Linked DNA regions of Mus musculus: region 2 is linked to region 1. The links are chromatin loops, found by intact Hi-C in ENCODE. Cell type or tissue: heart. All regions are shown on one strand.

Evidence for each region. A loop is a pair of places that touch in the nucleus more often than their neighbours do. Peaks named below come from ENCODE experiments on the same cell type or tissue, not always from the same donor. Only the 100,000 strongest peaks of a DNase experiment are listed, where the experiment ranks them.
Region 2: it touches region 1 in a loop (3.0-fold over the local background); 6 of 42 quality-filtered maps call a loop at or near these places.

The regions. Positions count from the first base shown.
Region 1 is chr7:16,048,033-16,056,032 of GRCm38, reverse strand. It overlaps a transcript of Bicra not described here. Among named protein-coding and RNA genes, the nearest start is that of Gm32059, 5.8 kb to the right of the region's middle. In heart, a CTCF peak has its summit at 3,959; DNase peaks (open chromatin) are centred at 3,102, 3,952 and 7,732; H3K4me3 peaks cover 4,001 bases; H3K27ac peaks cover 2,202 bases.
Region 2 is chr7:15,918,752-15,926,751 of GRCm38, reverse strand. It overlaps Selenow (selenoprotein W), which reads left to right and starts at 4,381. Exons shown (of 6, transcript NM_009156.2): 1 at 4,381-4,500; 2 at 6,279-6,303; 3 at 6,394-6,447; 4 at 6,635-6,709; 5 at 6,806-6,904. The coding sequence starts at 4,472. The coding sequence ends at 6,889. In heart, no CTCF peak of the experiment used is centred here; DNase peaks (open chromatin) are centred at 4,151, 4,391 and 5,761; H3K4me3 peaks cover 3,872 bases; H3K27ac peaks cover 2,952 bases.

The DNA.
Region 1 (8,000 bases):
TTTGTACGTACGTGTGTGTGCATGTGCAACCCATGCTCATGTGTGCATGCAGGTGCTAGGACATGTATGTACGGAAAACAGATTGACATCTGGTGTCTTCCACTATTGCTCTCTGTCTTTTTTTTTTTTTTTTTTGAGACAGGGACTCTAACTAAATCTGAAACTTGCTCAGTAGTCTACCCAGCAATCCCCTGAGATCCACCTGTCTCTGCTCCCTCCCCCATAGTAGGGTAACAGATGTGGCATCACACCATCTGACTATGATCACCCTGTGTATATTGCTCTCACAGTGTGGTTTTACTTCCCTAATGACTAACGATGCTGAACATTTTTCACGTACTCTTCGGTGCTGTGCTAACCACCATTTGCACGCTGGCCTCAGCCTCACCACCTCCAGAAACCTCATATCCATATTTAACAATCTGGGGGCTTAATTTTCATTCTTTTTCCTCTCAACAACCTTACTCCTAGCACAACTATTCTTTTTGTTATTTTGTTTTGGGTTGGTTTTGGTCTCTTTGGGGGGGGGGGTGTTCTGAAAGATTTATTTTAGGCTGGATATAATGTCACACTCCTATAATCCCGTCACCGGAGAGGTAGATGCAGGTGGATCACCATGAGATACTTGTGACCCACTGGGAACTGAACCTGGGTTGTCTGGAATTTCAGCCAGTGTTCTTAACAGCTGACTCATCTCTCCAGCCCCATGGTGAGATTTAGCCCAAAATCTTGTCTCAAAAAGCCAAACCTGGAGCTGGGTGGTGGTGGCCCACGCCTTTAACCATACCACTTGTGAGGCAGAGGCAGGCAGAACTCTGAGTCTGAAGCCAGTCTGGTCTACCGAGTGAGTTCCAGGACATCCAGGGCTACGTGGAGAAACCCTGTCTTGGGGACTGGTGGGGGAGGGGAACTTGGGGAGAAAACTAGAAGAGTGGCTTGGTGACTAAGCCTTCTAGAGGACTTAGACTTTGGCTTCCAGCAACTCACAACTGTCTGTAACTCCAGCTCCAAGAGATCCAGTGACCTCTTCTGGTCTCCAAGGGCGTCTGCACTCTTCAAGCATTTATTTGCACAGACATAGGACATACACATAAATAACAATAAAAAAATCTTAAAAATCAAAAATAAAATCCCAAGGCTGGCAAGATGGCTCATCAGGTACAAGGCTTCTGCTACCAGGGTTGACGACTGGAGTTCAATCTGCACACCAACATAAAGGAAAGAGGCATGCCCACCACACACACAGACACACACACAGACACAGACACAGACACACACACACACACACACACACACACACACACACACAATGTCATTTAAAAATGAAAATAAAGTATAAAAATTAGTGAAGCTGGATGTGGTTGTGCATGCAGTTGGGAGGCAGATGGAGGCGGATCTTGGTAAATTTGAGGCCAGCCTGGTCTACATGGTGAGGTTCAAGCCAAGTGACATAGTGAGAAAATGTCTCAAAAGCACACACACACACACACACACACACATTGGTTAAGTTCTAAGTAGCTTTTATTAAGTATATTGTTATAATGGGTCTATTTTGCTATTATGTTTATATACGTATATATTTATTTATTTATGTTTTTGGAGACAGGGTTTCTCTGTGTAGCCCTGGCTGTCCTGGAAGTCACCATCTAGACCAGCTTGTCCTCCAACTCACAGAAACCCACCTGCCTCTATTTCTCAGGTTCTGGGATTAAAGGCGTGTTGATTGAAGCCTAGCATGGGCTACAGAAAAAGAACCTGTGGTAGAGCTCTTGATTAGAAGACACAAAATCCTGGGTTCAATCTGGTGCATACCTAAGGTTTTAGTGCTCGGGAGGTGGAGGCAGGAGAATCAGGAGGTCAAGGCCAACCTTGACCCTATCTCAAAAGAATTGAAAAAAAGTAGTATTCAATGTTTAGTATTATCTGTTTTCAGGCATCCACGGGAGGCTTGGAACGTGTCCTTTGAAGATGAAGGGTCTGACTCCTCCTGTTATTATAAAGCCACTCTCTTCTGCCCCAGCTGTGATGGCCCATGATGAATAAATACATCCCCTGTGTAGTTTTCTCACTCAGGAACTAAGACCTGGTCTTCAGAAGTTAATTTATAATAAAAGTAACAATAATTTTTATGTTCTTAAGACAGGCTTTCTCTACTTAGTCCTTAGTGTCTTGGAACTCATTAGGTAGACCAGGCTAGCCTTGAACTCACAGAAATCTACTTGCCTCTGCTTCCAGATTGTTGGGATTAGAGGTGTGTGCTACCTTTATATGTAAGGTGTGGCTTAAATTTGTATTTTGTTTATTTTAATTTACAGCATATTTATTTGAGTAGATGCTACAAATTTCTAACTTTACAAAGTTACAGAACGAAGTGGGCAGTGGCGACCCAGACTTTTGATTCCAGCACTGGGGAAGACTACAGAATAAGTTCCAGGATAGCCAAGGCCACACAGAGAAACCCTGCCTCTAAAAACCAAACCAAGCTAAAACAAACAAAAACAGTTACAAAATGAGCTAGGATCCACCCAACTCCTGTCCATTCATTTCCATTTTGTAAGTTATTCTGTGCAATTCATCAGCAAATGATTCGTGTCCATTTTCATCCATACTTTTGGCATTTACAGAACTCCCCTTCTCCCTGAGTGGTTGCAAAAGCTGTTGTGTCACTTTGCGGTTTCCTTGTTTATTGCAGTGACTTCCTGTCCCACTGTGGGCCAGGATCATAGCTGATTTCAGAGTTTTTCATTGTTGGCCAGCTAGGTTGCATCTGCTTTTTAAAACATAGTCATGGTTTTTGTTTTATTTTGTTTTAGGAATGTTTACAAAAACGTGCGCCTCAGTTTCTTGACTGGCCTTTATTAAGGAAGCTGACAGAAACCCCAAAAGGATTCTTCAGATCCAAAATCCCCTCATTAGCGTTTCGGTACTCTAAGAGCTGTCAGCCGCCGGCCCCGCCCTCCGAGGCCACGCCTCCGAAGCCCACCCGCTCGGGCCGATTCAAATGCAGCCAATAGAAGCGTGTAAACAAACATAAGCCACACCCACTACACGAATAATTTCGAGCACCAGGGCGCGAAGCCTATTTTATCTTGTGTGTGGGGGGTAGAGGTGGGGCGGAGCTGTGGCCACGCCCCCACATGCGGCCAATCAAAGGCCAGACTCCGCCCCTCGCACTTGCGGTGCTGAGGACCCCAGGCCGGGCTGGGCTAATCGCTGCCTGATTTTGCTGCCGGATTACAGCGCTCCGGTCTTGGCTGTCCTCAGAAGGGGTACCTTATGGCCACAGTGGAAGGGTATAGCTAGAGGACAGAGACTACGAAGGAATCCCCTTCTCTTCCTCCTCCTGGCCACCAAGACCCGGGCCCTTGGAAGTCTCGTAAAAACTTTCTCTTCTCACCCTTATTTAAAGCAACCTGGAAAGGCAGGAGTGTTTCAGGACGGGAGTCAGGCTTTGGTTGTTGAAGTGTTATATGCAAAAGAAAAAATGCACCAATCGTGTGCCATCAGTTTCTCGGATAATGAAACAATTGGGGCGCAAAGTTTGAAGCTTCCATTGCCTGACAGGAGCCGCGGGGAAGTGTTTCTACTTTCAGTGGAGGAAGCCATTTATTTAAAATCCGGAGGTGGGGAGGTGGAAGAGGGGCTGACGAGGTGGCTCAGTGAATAATGGCGCTTGCCACCAAAACTTGATCTGAAATTTATCTCCAGAAACCACGTGTTGGAAGGAGAGAAACATACACACACTGAAAAATAGAACTGGAGATGTGGTGCAGTTGGTACTTAATCTACTATCTAAGAAGCCCTGGTTTTCACAGCACCATCCAGGCGTGGTGGTTAAAGCTGTAATCCCGGAAGGTGGAGGCTGGGGGGTCAGGAGAGTTCCAGGTCCGCCCTAGGCTACAGAGCAAGACTGAAGCCCACCTAGGCTATTAAGCGGATGCTATTGACACCGTCTGTAGACAGATGGCGCTGACGAGGTTCTCCAGGGTAGGAGCTGGGCTGTAGTGAGCTGAGTTTCTGAAAGGCTCAGGGCTCTGATAAGAGCTAAGGCATATGCAGAAATGTGCGGAAAAAGGCTGGAGGAGGGTTCAGAGGACAAGATGATGTCAGGCCCTTCGGGCAAGGCAGTTCTCCAATATCTGGCCTTGTCCACAGCAAGAACACGGGGCTTCTACCTTTTCTTTTCCACTATACTATCATAATTAAAACTGTCAGCCTAGCCTGGTGGTGCAGGTCTGTCATCACTGCAGCTAAGGAAGCTGAGGCAGGAGGATAGCAAGTTCAAGCCCTGAACTTTAGCAACTTAGACCCTGTCAATATAAGAAGTGAAAAAGAAGGCTAGGGATGGTGACTTGCTGTGTGAGACCCTGGGTTTAACCTGCAAAAGAGGTTTGAAAGAAAGAAAGAAAGAAAGAAAGAAAGAAAGAAAGAAAGAAGCAGCAGCCATCTGAGCTCTTTTTTTATTTTTTATTTTTTGGTTTTTCGAGACAGGGTTTCTCTGTGTGGCCCTGGCTGTCCTGGAACTCACTTTGTAGACCAGGCTGGCCTCAAACTCACAAATCCGCCTGCCTCTGCCTACCGAGTGCTGGGATTAAAGGCGTGCGCCACCACTGCCCGGCACCATCTGAGCTCTTTAAAAAATATTATTTCTTCATCAAGTAAGGGTCTCATTATGCAGGCAGGCCTTGAACTCAAAAAGACCCACCTTCATCTGCCTCCCAAGTGCTAGAACTAAAGATGTGCTGGGTCATGTGTAGCCCAAGTGAGCCTTAGATTTGATATGTGATTGACTATTGTTGTTTTTGGAAATTGATTTTTATTTCGAACTATGGTATTCTTGTTTGAATATATACACGTTGAATTCCAGTGCCTAAGGAGGCTAAAAGAGGGTATCCATGCACTCTTCTGGGATTGGAATTAAAGGCTGTTGTAAGCTGACATGGATGCCGGGAACAGTCCCTGGGTCTTCTTGTAAGAGTAATTCAAAGTCTTAACCGCAGAGCTATGTCTCCAAGCGCTGATCCTAAACTTTTGATGCTCCTGAATACATTCAGAGTGTTGGGGTATAGGTGTGCAGCCCACTATGCCTAGTGTATGTGGACCTAGGATAAACTCTAGCAACTGAACTGTGTCACCAGCCCCACAGTGCTTTTTGAATACCTTGGGCTCTTGTCACTAGCTTGGAAGCCTGGATGGGCTTTCAGGGATGCTCAGGGAAAATAGCCATTTGATCTCCCAGGTCTGTGCCAGCTCTTGCTCAGCTTGGGGGCTGGCTTGTCTTGGCTCCTCCACACCCAGCCAAGGACTTCCAAGTAGCGTGTGTTTACAGCCCTCGCCTAAGCTAAGAGGTCTGGGGTATTCGTCATAGATAGTATCTTTCCAGCAAACCTTTGTTTTTGAGGCAAGGTCTTGTGTAGCCCAGGCTTTGAACTTGCTGGACATCAGAAGATGACTTTGAACCCTCAGCTAACCTTTCTTGTATACTAAGTGCTGAGTACCATCATAGGGGTAGAAGATATACCACAGTGCAGAAAGACCCAGAACCTAGACAGACATGGTAGCACAGCACTTGGAGGAGCTGGGGCAAGGAAATAGCCAGCTCAAAGTCAGCCTGGGCTATGTAGCAAGACCTCTTTCTCCAAACACTAAATTAAATGAAATCTGGTGCTTGTAGAGCATGATCTACATGTAGAGAAACTGAGGCTGTAACTTGCTTGCTCCTTGCCTCACCTAATAAACTAAGGTGGATGCGAGGCAGGAAGAACAAGGGAATGCATGCCTCTCACTGAATTCCTGATGCAGCTAGTTAGAACACGTTTCCCATGTGAATGTATAAGCTCATGTAAAGTCAACCCCTTGACCTCAAGTCATCTAGCTCTTTGTCCTGCTTTAAGTTCTGAGTTTTCCAGTGCTGGTAGCTCTGGTACAGACAACCAAATGCCACCCAGGTCAGGTCATTTTGCACAGAGGACATTTTCAGCAGAGGGTTGGGTCCCACTTCCTGGATGATCTTGGACAAAACACTTCCCTTTTGGTGAAAATGGAGGCTAACCCTTTCTCCTTTGGGCAAGTCCTGAGACTTTTTGAGACAAACTCTCCTGTAGTCCTCAGGTAGTCGAGGATGACCTTGAACTATTGATTGTCCAGCCCACATCTCCCAAATGTAGTGATTCTGCACGTCCAGCCCCCTTGGGGCAGTTCTGATCGGAAACATCCTCAGGTCAACTCATTGGGCCAACTACACAAAAATAAAAGCAGTGTGCACAGTGCTGGTTTCCCAAGCGTGAAAGTTGAACACTCAAGGCTTCACTTCTGCAATGGAGTCTACCACGTCACCATATAAAGGGAGCAGCAGGCACTTTCTTTTCTTTATGGTCGCTCTATAAAACCGGCCCATCACATTTTAAAAAGACACCAAAAACATTCATTATAAGCATAGCGCTCAGAGGACAACTTGTTGGTTGCCGTTAGATCTCTCTTTCTACCAATGTGGCTCCTGGGGTTTGAACTCATTGCCAGGACTGGTGGCAAGCGCCCTTATCCACTGAGCAACAAACTTGCAGTCAGCGTTTTAGAAAACAGGAAATAGAGGCACAGACAGATGAAATAATTTACATCACCTCACACAGCAAGTAAGTAGCAAAGGCTGATGTTTAGCAGGATCCTGCTCGTTTGTTCATGGCCCATAGCCTCCAGCCTCTTACAATTTTTCATTGTTGCACCCGGACCTCCACATACTACAAAAACACCCTCATTACTTAACTATATATATCCTTAGACCTCACGATAGCAATAAAAAGAAATTAAGCTCGTCATAGTGACACACAAGTATAATCCTAACGCCTGGGAGGTGAAGGCAGGTAGAGCGCGAGTTCCAGGCCAGCCTGTGCTTCATAGCAAGACCTAGTTCCCCGCCAAACCCTAGTGCCGCCATGGAATCAACGATAAGACTTACAAAACAGATCAGCCAGTCGTTTATACGACGCATTTATTCGATACCTACTGTTGTGCACCAGGTTTTCTATAGCTCGGGAGAAACAAGGGCATGTGAGACCGGAACGTTAAGAAATCAGACCAGTTCTGTGCAGAAGGGCAGGCCGGTGCGGTCTGGGACGTGCTGAGCAGGGCTAAAAATGCCCGCTCACCAAGTGCTCTGGGAATAGACCTGTGAATCCAAGCGTCGCTCAAAGGATTTTTGAGCTTCGGATCTGCGCTGCCGGCCAGGCGTGAAGAAGCAGGCTATCTAGCAGGGCTAACCATAGTCCTTGCGCTACAGCGGCTCAAAATCCCCAGGCTCGGAGAGACTTTATACGCCACGTCTGGAGTCCAGGTCACCCCCAATCTCCCCATCGCCTGGCACCCTCTGGGTCCAACGCGGGGAAACACTGTCCCACCTCCTCAAGAAGCCTCGACCACACTATCTTTGCAAGTCTTCTGAAGTGCCTTGTGGAGCATCCTCCCTCAGAAGCCACCATCCTGGACCAGGGAGCACAACGGCCCATTCCTAGGCGGGCCTGGCGCAGGGATACGGACACGTATCAACCCTCTGGCTCCTCTTCCACCACCACCAACTCGAACACCAGCTCCAGGTTGCCGACCACAGCCCAGCAGACACCCAAGCAGCCCGGCCGTGCCAGGAGCAGGGGGCGGTGCCGACATTCCGTGCTCCCGCCCACAGAGTGTGCATCTTTTTATTGGCTATCAGATCTGCCGCTCTAGCGCTCTTTGCTACGATTGATTAGCTGCCACACTACAGGCGGAGCCTTCTGTGGCTCCTCCTCGTAGCTGGGCGGAGGGGAGGAAGAGGAGGAGGAAGAGGAGGGGGCGGGACACAAAACCAGCAAGGTTTTTTTTTTTTTTTTTTTTTTGCATTTAATTAAAAAAAATTTTTTTTTTTTTTTTTTTTTTTTTTGCATACCCGAGGGGCGCTCCCCGGAGCGGGGCGCGGGGCCGGGCCGCGCGGGGCCGCTTCGTTGCAAGGGCGGCGGCGGGCCCGGGCG
Region 2 (8,000 bases), 130 kb after region 1:
GCCAAGCCACAAATCCTTTGCATGACCCCTTCAGTCCTGGGCCATCGATTGCAACTGTGGCTGTACTTTCACCATTGGCCTTCCATGGCCTCTCACAGTGCCAAGCCTCAGCTGTTCTTCATAACCCCTTCATGCTTTCAAAACCAGTACCACCTGGGGGACTCTTACACATTACCAAGTACAGCTGTAGCATGAGGTACAACCTTGGCTATCTCTGGAAAACAGCTTCTTTGCTCTCTTAGAAAACACTTCCCTGGGCCAAGCATATACAAACCATCACAAACTTATTTTATTTTAAAGAATATCCTGGGCTGGAGAGATGGCTTAGCGGTTAAGAGCACTAACTGCTCTTCTAGAAGTCCTGAGTTCAAATCCCAGCAACCACATGGTGGCTCACAACCATCTGTAATGGGATCTGACGCCCTTTTCTGGTGTGTCTGAAGACAGCTATAATGTACTCATACATAAAGTAAATAAATCTAAAAGCTCTGGGTTCAGCCAGAGACCCTGATTTATTTAGTATGTGTGGTACAGAGCAACTGAAGAAGACACTCAAGATCAACCTTTGGCCTCCACACTCTTGTATGCATCCATACACACACCACACACATAAAATGCAAAAATGAATAAGAGAATTTCCTATCCCTCCCCTATTGACACTGAGCTTTGAACCCATGACCTCAAACGTACCAGGCAATCACTCTTTTTCCCATTAATTAATTTTACTTTCTTTACATCTTGATCCCTGTCCCCCCTCCCCATTATTCCTCCCCTTCTTCTCTGAGAGGGTGGACCCCCTGGGTATCTCCCCCAAACCTCCACAAATCGAATCTCTGCAGGGCTAGGTTCATCCTCTCCCACTGAGGCCAGACAAGACAGCCCAGTTAGGGGAACCAATTCCACAGACAGGCAATAGCTTTAGCGACAGCCCTGCTCCAGGCGCTGGGGGCCCACGTGGAGATCAGGCTACACATCAAGCCCTCTACTTTCTAAACCACATCCCCAGCTCCTCTCTGGTTGGCTCCAAGCAGATTTGTTTTTCAGTGGGGGAATTTATCTTTTAAAAAATTATTTTATTTGTAGGAGTATTTTGCCTGCATGTCTGTGTGTAGACCACATGCATGCATGATGCCCACATAAAGCCTGAAGATGCTGTGAGCCAACATGTGGGTGCTAGGAACCATACCTGGGTTCTCTGCAAGAGCAGCCAGTGCTCTTAACCCTGAGCTGTCTCTTCAGTCCAGATCTACCTTTTTGTATATTGCTGTTTAATTTATTCATTTCAGAGCTCAAGGGATGATTTATTTATTTATTTAAAGATTTATTTATTTATTATATGTAAGTACATTATAGCTGTCTTCAGACATTCCAGAAGAGGGCATCAGATCTCATTACAGATGGTTGTGAGCCACCACGTGGCTGGGATTTGAACTCAGGACCTTTGGAAGAGTTCAGTGCTCTTAACCATTGAGCCATCTTTCTAGTCTTCAAGGATGATTTATTACAACTTAAAAGTGGAACAATTAGGTCGCACAAACTGGAAATCGAAGGAGCTGCTCTGAGGAGGAAGATAGAGGAGAGAAAGAGAAGCTAGGGCTTTAGAGATGGCTCAGTGGTTAAGCATACTGAGTGCTTGATCCTAAGTTCAATTCCCAACACCCACTGGTGGCTCGTGACCCCAGAGAAGAATTCAACGCTGTCACAGCTTGCTAGCAATCCAGGCGTGGTGAACATCCATAGTGCAAGTGCCACAGATCTCATACTGAGCATCGATAATGCAGGCTTGAATTTAAACCTCTCACAGAGTACACTAGATACACACTAGAGACTCCTTGTATTTTGGAAGCAAGAAGAGTGGAATCTGATTCCTTTTTCTAGAGTGCATGAAAACAGAACATTCAATAACATAAAATAAATACATCTTTTAAGAAAAGAGAGAAAGCTTCGCTTTCTGTAAGCAGACAGGCAGTTACTTTTTAAGGGTGTGTGTGTGTGTGTGTGTGTGTGTGTGGTTCCTAGTGTGTTTCAGGTGTGTTGTGTGCTTGGAGTTCATGTGCTTGGGAGTTCATGTGCACAAAGTGTGTGCAGTGAGTACTCTCAGAGGTCAGACAAGTGCATCAAAGTCCTTGGAACTAGAGTTGCAGAGGCTTGTGAGCTGTAACGTGGGGGCTGCAAACTGAACCTAGATTCTCTACAAAAGTAGCCAGTACTCTTCACCACTGCGCCATCTGTTTAGCCTGTGCGTAATTCACCTACAAGCCGAGTAGCTCCAGCCGTGGCCAGTGACCACCAGAAGTGACCCCAGAGCTGTGGGGTCAGTTTTCTTTTCAATCCTCAATGTAAGCCAGCTCTGCAGCTACCTGATCTCAGATTTCTGCCCACCAGGAGCACGAGATGAGGTGTGTCTGCAGTGTAAGCCACTGGGGTTAGGGCACTTTGTAAGGGCAAATAAACTGGTACAACTTGTGTCGAACACAAAGCAGACTTTTTCCAGAAAGAATTGTTTTTCCTCCATGGTTGCAGCTGATTCTTGGAGGAAAAGCAGGACTCGGGGTGAGAGGGCTAAATCAGCATGTGTGAAGGCCCTGAGACAAGAATGTGGCTAAGGTCCCAGTGGTCCCTGTCACTGGGGTGTTGGGAGAAAGGGTCAGAGGGGCCATCCATGCTAAGGTTTGGGATTTTGTTCCAAGGGTGTTGGGAACCACAGGAAAACTCGGGACTGTGGAACATTTATTCTTGACCCTTGACTCAGTCTCTGTTCCTGGTTCTTCCAGACTGACTCTTTATTCCTTTTCAGACTGTGGTCACAGGTCCTCCGTCTCGAGACAGAGAGGCTGCGACACTGAATTTAGCCTGTTGGAGATGCCCAACGAGGACACAGAAGGTTCCTGGTTATCTTCACTGAGTTCTCCCCACCACACACAGCAGATTCTGGCTCTCATTCTTTCCAGGAGTCCAAGTGCATGAACAAGCATCCTTTTAGGGAAATACAGTTTTCTTACTGCTTTTAGGCCTCTGAATCCTCAGTTGCCAACGCACTCCTATGAAGTCAAATGGGGAGTGAATGATTCAAATTTCATTTTTCTGTGGGTAGAATCACAGCCCATCATCTGTGTGCAGGGTAGGGTACTGATGGGGAACCAGAGGGCTAGGTGGGAAAATTTCCTTATTTGGTCCCTAGTTAACCATTGGCGGGGATAGCCGGTTGAAGTCAATTAAAGAAGTCAGGTGACAGATAAACATCTCTGCTGGTGAGCCATCCTTGGTGGTGGTGGTGGTGGTGGTGGGAAAGTAGAGAGAGGGGAGGGAGGGGGTGGGCATGCCATTGCCGTTTGTTCATAGGGTGTGGAGGATAAGAAACTAGAGAGCAAAAAAATTCTGTGGGAATGACTATCTCCTGTTATCTGTCCAGCTTTCAAGGAGGAGAAAGTGAGGCTCAGGAATCCTAAACTCAAATATTTTGTCCACTTTTACCTTTTTCTCCCCCTTGAGACGGTCTCTCATGTCTGTCCTGGAACGCTCTACGTAGGCTAGACTGGCTTCGAACCCACAGAGATTTCTTGACTGCTGGCATTAAAGGCAACGCCTGGATTTTTTGTTTCGAGACAACTGCTCATGTAGCCCAGACTAGCGTCAAACTCCCTGTGTAGCAAGGATAACCTTGAACTCAGTCCTTCAGTTTCTTCTTCCCAAATGCTGGGATTACAGGCTTGTACCACAGCCCCCAGATAACAGTGTGCTAGGGACCCAAACTAGGGCTTTATACATGGTAGGCAAGTTCTCTACCAACTGCGCTACAGTCCAAGCCCCATTCCAGGACTTTCTATATATCCTTCTGCTGGAAGGCAGCTGGAAGGGAGCGGGAAGGCGCAAAAAGAGGGGTTGCATGGTTTTGGGGGTGCGCAGGGGGTCTGTCGGTGGTGAGACAGCTGGACCTAAAGCGCACACTGGGACTCCTAGTTTCAGTTTTCCAGACCTAAGGTTCATTTAGTCTGGTCCAGTTAGCGCTGGGGAGGAGGGATCCATCCCAATTGCCTGTCTCCCAATGCGTCGATTTCCCTGCCCTGCCCCTCTCAGCCACTCTGTAACTGAACTTCAGTCTCAACCAATTCTCTGCCTCGAGCCACCGCCCTGAGGACTGAACCATTATGGCATAGAGAAGGGACGGCGAGGGGCTCTCAGGTTACTGGTCCCAGAGACGCTGTCTATGGAGACAACCCCAGATATCAAGAGAACCCCAGATATCAAGATATCATGGAGTCTTGCGTTGAGGTTCGCGCCCCTGGCCACAGACCCCGCCGTGCTCCGGAACCTCGGTCCTCCCGTAGCTCTGCCCACTCTCCACCCCCGCACTTGGTTTGCTCTGACTCGTGAGGCAGTCGGCTGTGCGCACGGCCCCACGCTCAGAGCTTGAGGTCCTTGTTGCTTGTGGGTCGGGTCCTCGTGTTGTGCGGGGATGCGACGTGCAGCTATGGCGCTCGCCGTTCGAGTCGTGTATTGGTAAGTCCGGGTGACTGCAGTTCCCCCTTTTCCTGCTCCCGGCTCGTTGTGCCCTTTCTCTGCTCCCCAACCTTTGTGCCAGGAGACCCTCTCCCACCCTTTTCTTTGCCCCTCCCCCTATCTACCAGGGTCTGGTAACCGAGTACGATGACTGTATTTCAGACCCAAAGGGAGGGATTTCCAAGCGGGTGGGATGGAGGTAACAGAGACTTGAGCCCGATCCCTGGCATCTGACATCTGAGTGACATCTCACCAGTGAAAATGGAAACTGATACTTGGGGCCACTTTGAACACGTGACTCAGCGCTGAGGGGAGGGGAAGGGTAGCATCGGGTTTCTCTGGGGACCTTTCCTTCCCGACAGGCTGTTTCCCTTCCCCCTCACTGAGCGGCATGAGTTAGAGAATACAAGGTGTGGTGTAGTTGGGGGTTTACTCATAAGCGCTGTTGGGAGGTCTGGGGATGTCCCGTACCTGGATTGTAGTGTGAGTTAACAGTGGTCGCACCTCCCAGTGTGTACATGAAAAGGGCGAACTGAGTCACGGAGTGGTGGTGTTGATGCACACTTTTAATCCCAGCATTCGGAAGTAGAGGCAGGTAGATAGTTCCAGGCCAGCTAAGCTGCTTGTTAGAGGCAACCGGGGTGATGTAGTAAGACCCTGTGCCCCGAAAAGAAAAAGTAATATAGGATAGATTGTAGGGTGAGGGTGTAGCTCAGTGGTAGAGTGTTTGCATGAGATGCACCAGATCCTGGGTTCGGTTCCCAGCAATACAAATAACAAAACAAAAAACTCTTACTGGTTTCTGATCAGTGAGTGCCGGTGCTGTTAACCCCAGTTCTTTTCTGGCCTCAGTTTCCCCTTCTGTAGTGTGAAGGAGGTGATGATGTTGGTTAGTTACCTGCCAGCGCTATTAATTGTGCCCCTGCTAGAGGCAGGCGTAGAAAGACCAGCCATTTTCTCTTGATGACTTTTTCCTCCATCTGCATCTGATAATCAGCTGGCTTGCAGTAAGTGATTGAAAAGTGCTTGCTGAATGGATTCTGCACCCCTGAAGTCCATTGAGGGGCTCTCCAGCCATTCTGTCTCCATCTTACAGGGGAGGAAACTGAGGCTGGAAATGAGGCAGGGCCAGCCTGAGGTCCTACTACCGATAACCCTGTAACTTGAATCTGGGGTCCGTGGTCCACCTAGCTGGGTGTGGCCTCCTCCCTCCCAACCCCCTTGAGGGGTCTGATCAGGCCCTAGTTATCAGGATGTCTTTCAACAGCCTGCTTTGATAAATTGAGGCTCCCATGAGGCCACTGCACCAGATTCCAGGCCCAAAATGGCCTGAGGTAGGGGACATGGGGTTGGGGAGCTTATGTTTTGTACTGGGTGCTGGAGAGAGCTTGGATTCCTGAGTGACAGCCAGGCGGGGGAGGGAGTGGGTGGGTGAGATTCTACTGAGGCAGCATTTGTCCTAATTTACTTCCCTGCTTCCCTCCCCATTGGCATCTCTATGTGGAACCTGTGATCTCTTTGCCATCCCGCCTCTCCATCTTGGCTCTTTTGTTTGGGGTGGGCTTTCTATGTATCTTCGCACTGTCGCACACATCTCTCTGTGTGATGAGCACATCTTCCCCTCTTTTGAGGGTCTTTGTTACCTCTGCGTTCTCATCTGGATCTCTGTCTCTCTTTACCTTCATCGCACTGCTATTGCCTGCCTCCCTTGGGTACCTGTCCTGCCTTGGATCCATGCTGTCTTGGTGGGCTGCGACAACCCTGGATTCACCTGACAGTGGAGCTTGAGGCTATAAGCCCAAGGTGAGTGAAGTAGGTCAGGGTGGGTAGGGTAGGGGGGTTTGCTGGGCCTGGCTGTGATAACCCCACCCCCACCCTGTACCCTGTCTCCAGTACCTCCAGCTCAAGGAGAAGCTAGAACATGAGTTCCCCGGATGCCTGGACATTGTGAGTCTTAGAATGGGCATAGGATCATGACGTGCCTTGTTTGTCCCTTGGGACTGGGAGGCAGTGGGAATGGGTTAGGCCAATCCTCTCTATCCTTTTGCCCTATGTTCTTCACTCCCTGGGATGTGATGGAGAAAGTATCCCAGAGAGGTCATCTTAGCCCCGTCTTAATGCCTTATTTTCTCAGTGTGGCGAGGGGACTCCCCAGGTCACCGGGTTCTTTGAAGTGACAGTAGCCGGGAAGTTGGTCCACTCCAAGAAGGTAAATCCGAGTCCTGCCTCGTGGGGGTTGGGTGGGGTGTCAGTGTGGGTTGGTCGGTGTGTGGAGATTAGTTCAACTCTCTTCTCTGCCCCTCAGAGAGGTGATGGCTATGTGGATACAGAGAGCAAGTTCCGGAAACTGGTGACCGCCATCAAAGCTGCCTTGGCTCAGTGCCAGTGAGCCCTAGAGGCAGGGGTAAGGGAGACTGTTTGGGGGGGGGAGGGTGCCACCTTGCGGTGTCGTATCTTTCCCTGTGTATGGACTCTCTGAGTGGAGAGTGGGAGATGGCCACATCCCAGGGGTCCCTGGAGCCAGGAGGGTTGGGTGTGATACTTGGTAGGTTGCAGAGTGGTACTGGGGAGGGGATGGGGACAGGGGTGGGGGTGGGGGCAGGGGCTTGCCTTAAGTGCCCTTCTTGATTCAGGAATGGAGGATGCTAAGGGAAGTTGGGCTTGGGTTGAGGACATTGCTCCGTCGGTAGAGTGCTCACCTACCATGCGGGAAGCTCAGACTTCCGACGCCAACACATAGAGTAATGCAGGGGTAAAGTGACTTCCACCTATAATCTTAGCACCAGGGGAGGGATTGAGTGAGCATCTCTAAGGCTGAAGCAGAAGGATTGCCACGAGTTAGAAGCCAACCAACCCGGACCTCAGGAGACCGTGTCTGAACAAAACAAAACAAAACAAAACAAAACAGTGAGGCTGGAGAGTTGTCTCGGTGGTCAAGAGCACTGGCTGCTCTTGCGGAGGATGTGGGGTCAGTTCCTGGTATTGATAAGGTGGTTCCTAGTTATCTATAACTCCAGCTCCGGAGGAGCTGACAACCCCCTCCTGACCTCTGAAGGCACGGCACACACATGGTGCACAGACATACATGCAAACACTTCATACACATACAGAAACAAAACATGTAAGAATCGACGTGGTGGGAAAAGCCTGTGACCCCACCATTTTGAAGGTAGAGAGGCCTGAGGAACAAGCGTTCAGAGTTACGCTTGACTCCACAGTGAGCTCGATGCCAGCTACAACCGTGTCTCTTGCCTGGGTCCAAGTCCCAGCACCATGTGACGGTCCCCAATGCTTCCTAACTCCAGTTCCAGGGAATCTGATGTGTTCTTGTGACCTCCATGGGCACCAAGCGCTCAGGTTCTTACAGGCACAACACTAAACACGTAAAATAAAATGAAGAAATCTAACAGCAACAGGGGCTGGAGAGATGGCTCAGCGGTTAAGAGCACTGACTGCTCTTCTGAAGTTCAAATCCCAGCAACCACATGGTGGCTCACAAC